Regions from separate parts of the Homo sapiens genome. Here region 2 is linked to region 1. Evidence: chromatin loops called from intact Hi-C (ENCODE). Cell type or tissue: endothelial cell of umbilical vein. All regions are shown on one strand.

Evidence for each region. Peaks named below come from ENCODE experiments on the same cell type or tissue, not always from the same donor. Only the 100,000 strongest peaks of a DNase experiment are listed, where the experiment ranks them.
Region 2: it touches region 1 in a loop (9-fold over the local background); 1 of 110 quality-filtered maps calls a loop at or near these places.

The regions. Positions count from the first base shown.
Region 1 is chrX:10,009,581-10,012,080 of GRCh38, forward strand. No RefSeq gene overlaps it. Among named protein-coding and RNA genes, the nearest start is that of WWC3, 4.4 kb to the right of the region's middle. In endothelial cell of umbilical vein, no CTCF peak of the experiment used is centred here; a DNase peak (open chromatin) is centred at 1,341; H3K27ac peaks cover 2,500 bases.
Region 2 is chrX:9,744,165-9,746,664 of GRCh38, forward strand. It overlaps GPR143 (G protein-coupled receptor 143), which reads right to left. Exons shown (of 9, transcript NM_000273.3): 5 at 1,880-1,989. Among named protein-coding and RNA genes, the nearest start is that of GPR143, 20 kb to the right of the region's middle. In endothelial cell of umbilical vein, no CTCF peak of the experiment used is centred here; DNase peaks (open chromatin) are centred at 1,447 and 2,217; H3K27ac peaks cover 2,345 bases.

The sequences.
Region 1 (2,500 bases):
ATTCTCTGGTGCTGGGCTGTTGTGGGCACTGCAGGATGTGTGCCAGCATCTCTGGCCTTACCCACTAAATGCCAGGAACCCCAGTCTCCCAGTTGTGCCAAGCAAACATGTCTCCAGGCATTGCCAAATGTCCCCTGGGGGACACCATCACCCGCCCCCCCAGTTGAGTCACTGATTATATAACAATCATCTTGGTTACCTGTGTCCAGAAATGGTTCCATTCATGTTACAAGAGAGGCTAATTTTAATGCTAGTGTCACCAAATGAAAAACAAAGATTGCTCATTTCTGAGTGAGATAAATTTTCCTTCTTGTCTCTGCAAGCCTGAGACTTCTGAGCTGCTCTGCCTGGCTCATAAAGCAGAGGTCTGTAGTTTTAAGGATCTGTTTTTCCAAATACACAGGGGACCAGAGCTCTAATCCTAAATAAGAGAGAAGCCAGCCAGGAGGAAGTATCTTGTAGTGTGCTGGCTCACGGCTGCTGCCTCTTCCTAAAATTATGGTGTGCTTAGAATACATTTTGAATTGGCCCCTTCACATTTTGTGGAACAGAACCCATGGGAAGGGGAGGAAAATAAGTAAAAGTGTAAGGCTGGAAGAGGAGACCTGGAGACGAAGGAAGTGAGTGGCTCTGAGTTTTCTAAGTTTGGGAGAGAAATTGGTCTACATTTTTAAAAAATCTGAATTTTAATCACCCAGGCACAAATGCAACGTGCTTAAAGCATGACAGCCATTCACTGATTCCAAGGATGATGTTGTTTTGTGATGCGCATCCAGACACGGGAATTAAGCGCTAAAATGAACCAAACGCAGACTGGCAGGTTTATCCACACAGTGGACGCTTTGGGAATACCCTGCCTGTCTTTGGAGTGGAAGATTAGGACATGAGAAAAACCTGAATTTTCAAAATGGACGCATCTACACAAATCAAGGAAGTCCCAGTTGAGAAAAGTGCCCCCCGTCCACACACGAAATCTAAACAGTGACTTTTTTTAATACAAGTCAAATAAGTGTCTAAAGTTTACGTCTTTACATAAAGCCATGAAATAAAACACCAAGAAATAACCTCACCCTGTCCCCATTCCAACTCCTGAGCCTGGGGAGGGTCCCCTTAGGGATCTTTGCAATTTACCCTTCCTTTGATGCCCCTAAACCAGCAAGACAGGAATGAACAAGAACAACATCTAATCTCCTCCAGTGCTTGTGGATTTGCATTATTTAAATATATGAGAAACACCCATAATTGAGTAATTATTCTAGCATTTAAAGAATGCCAAACAATGAACCATTTCTTCTTCAGACCTAATCCGGCCCATTTCCGTTTTCCTCTTAGCACAATGTGTAGAATTACCCAATGTGTCGCTTCCTAGAACACTTGATTGTTTATACAAGGTAGGCAAGACTTCTCTGGCGGTGTTTATTTTTCTCATTTTACACTTGATGATTGTAGCCTTTACAGATTTTCCTTTTCTAGACGCTTATCAAGTACTGAATGTGTATGGATCCAATTTTGCACTTTCCTTTTTACAAATAAAGCTTATCCTTTAGGCGAGGGCTGGGGAGAGAAGGCAGAATCTGATAGTAAAAATCTTCAGACTCTGTCCTTGTTGGAGTTACTCCTTAACCATCATTTTAAGGAAAGTATTCTGCAAGTTAGAGATCAGTGCATTGTAACAGCTTCAGAAAGGGGATTTCCCAGAGGGTCTGGGAGGAGAACAAAAGCATTTGCATCTCCTTTCCCCAGAGACTAAGTGGATTTTTCCTGAGCTGCTTTTCCATGTGAAGTCTTGGTGGGAGGATGGAGCACTACACAATGTTCGTGCTTTTGCTGTTGGCCCGGCTGTGGTTTTAATGCGGAGGAAATAAAGAATGTAGAATTGTGCATTCAGTTAGGACTCAAGACTCCTTCGCCCTGCAGTGTTTTGTGTGTGTGTGTGGTTTTTAGTCCGATGTGGAAAGCCCCACTTGACTGTAAGAAAGACAGGCCTTATTCTAACAATTCACACACACACACACGCACACACACGCACACACACACACACAAAGAGAGAGAGAGACAGAGAGAGAGAGAGAGAGAGAGAGAGATCGATCCCAATTTATGGCAAAGCTGGGAAGTCAAGAGTCCCTTCACACCCCTACCAATTTCTCTTCCTTTCCATCTCCATTCACAAGTCTTTAGGGACCATCAGCAAACGCCTGGGGCTAACATTGCACACAAGTGGAAAAGGACTAATGGTGTAATAAAGAGGTCTTGGTCACCCCAAGCGCTGGCCTCTTCCTCTCTGGTTCAGCTCCTTTTAGGAAGACAAATGCAATAGCCCCACTTCTGTTCTCTCAGGCAGAGAGTGTCCAGAGGCAGTGGCTGGGCATGTGGATGAAGTTTTCTCAGTGAGGGTCTCCAATCTCTCTTCTCTGGCATGCTGTGTCACACTTCTTTTGCCTCTATTAATGTGCAAATGAAAGTAGGAATGCCTCTAGATGTTTTGGTGATTAAATGAGCT
Region 2 (2,500 bases), 270 kb before region 1:
TGTCTTTACTAAAAATACAAAAATTATCCAGGCATGGTGGTGCACGTCTGTAATCCCAGCTATCCGGGAGGCTGGTGCACGAGAATCCCTTGGACTCAGGAGGCAGAGATTGCAGTGAGGCAAGATCACTGCACTCCAGCCTGGGTGACAGAGCAAGACTCCGTCTCAAAATAACTAAATAAATAAATTCCCAATTTTATTTGAATGCTCCTAGTTCAGAAACTATATTTTTAAAAGCTCATTTTCTCTGTTATAAAAATAGAGGTGCAGTGGCTCACAACTGTAATCTTAGCACTTTGGGAGGCTGAGGCAGGTGGATCACCTGAGGTCAGGAGTTCGAGGCCAGCCTGGCCAACATGGTGAAACCCCATCTCTACTAAAAATGCAAAAATTAGCTGGCTGTGGTGGCAGATGCCTATAATCCCAGCTACTCGGGAGGCTGAGGCAGGAGAATCGCTTGAACCTGGGAGGCGGAGGTTTCAGTGAGCCGAGATCACGTCAATTCACTCCAGCCTGGGCAAAAGAGCGAAACCCCATCTCAAAAAAATAAAAATAGTGCACGCTTGTTAAAATATTGAAAAAAATTTAATTTCTTCTTATAGACAAGTTAGAAAATATTTAAAAGTTTAGAGAAGTATGAATGACCCATGGTCCGTCCACCCAGAGGTAACCACTGTTAACATCTTAGTGTATTTCTTTTCAGTCTTTTTTCTATAAGTCATTTCCATCAGCTCAAATCACTATTTTTGATGAGATTTTGTCTTAAAATGCTATATTTAACACACTATATTTAAATGTAGATATGCGCCAGGCGTGGTGGCTCACGCCTGTAATCCCGGCACTTTGGGAGGCCAAGGTGGGTGGATCACCCGAGGTCAGGAGTTTAAGACCAGCCTGGCCAACATAGTGAAACCCCGTCTCTACTAAAAATACAAAAAAAAGTAGCCGGGCGTGGTGGCGCTTGCCTGTAGTCCCAGCTACTCAGGAGGCTGAGGCAGGAGAATCACTTGAACATGGGCAGCAGAGGTTGCAGTGAGCCGAGATCACGCCACTGCACTCCAGCCTGGGGTGACAGAGCGAGACTCCGTCTCAATGAAAACAAAAAGTGTAGATATGAAGAGAATGGTCCGAAGAATCACAATAATTTCCTATTACCAATGATAGAGTACTCTCAACAATGTTTTTAAAAAGTTCAACAATCAACAGGTGATCTTCAAAGGACCTCTCAGTTAAGGCAAATTTCCTTATTCCCATTCTCCCCTTGAGAGATCTCTGGCAGCCTGAGGAGGTGGGAGGCTCACTCCAGGACACACTTCCTTGAGGGGAAAGTAGGGGCTGGACTGCAGGTCTCCAGCCCCAGCCTAGAAGTCTTTCCCAGACATGTTGCCAACGACTTCATTACTCTTATCCTTTTCTAACCATTGACCTTGACTCATTTCCTGTGCTCCACTTCCTGTTTCCTGCCCATCTGAGAAAAAACATCAGCCAAGTGCATTATGGGGCTGGAGCCGCCTCAGTACAGACTCAGTCCCTTCCCCCTCCCTTCTCTTCTCCTTCTGTTCCTCTCACACCTCCACAGTCGTCCAAGGGCACTCCTGCAGCCGACCCAGGAGAAGCCCAGTACAGAAGTGAAAAGTCAACTAGTCCTGGCACTGAGCTAACAAACGATGGTACAGAACTTGTGCGGGCAGAGGCCTGCACATTTTCATTTATTGAACCTGCTTACTTTCTGCAGCTGTGTTCTGCTGATGTCTCTGGAGGATGACAAATGAGGTCAACTGTCCTGGAGAATTCCAGGACAACATGTGTCACTGTCTGAGCCCGAGGCATGGGGCCGCTCCCAGTGGCCGTGTACCCAGAGAGCTTCCCTAGTATTTACCTGCAGTCACTGTCTTTTGGAACAGGATGGGGTTCGCCACGAGAACCAGCAGCAGGGGCAGGTACATGGTGACATAGTGGGGGATGGCGTGGTCCAGGCCCCGCTCACACCTGAGAGAGGAAAACCAAAGTCATTCTTCTCAAAAGCAAAGTTTTGGCTAAAAGACATCTACTTATCTGGAAGTCAAGATAAGAGGATGAGAACAAAAAGGGAAATGCATAAATCTGCTGCTGACTGCCCAAAGGAAATGTGAGTCATTTCTCATGTCTGGAACAAGCCATAAATTGCAGGAGAGTAAGGGAGATCAACCATGTTTCTGTCTCAGAAATGGGAGGACCCCTAAGGCATTCCACTGGAGGAAGCTTTTAAAGGTTCCTGCTGGGAAAAGATCGGAAAGAAAAACACCCTGGGATGGGGGATTCCCTGCACTGGGTCTCAAGGAAAAAACGCAATTCAAGTAGAGACAAAGGCACTCCATTAAATAGTGAGGTTTTGAGTACTTACTACATGGTTTTGGGCAATAACATGAATAAAATCTTGTCCCTGGGCTTGAACAACTCAAAATATGCCAGCTGCATATTTCAGAGGAAATGTGTTCTCATGGTTATGGATAACAATAGT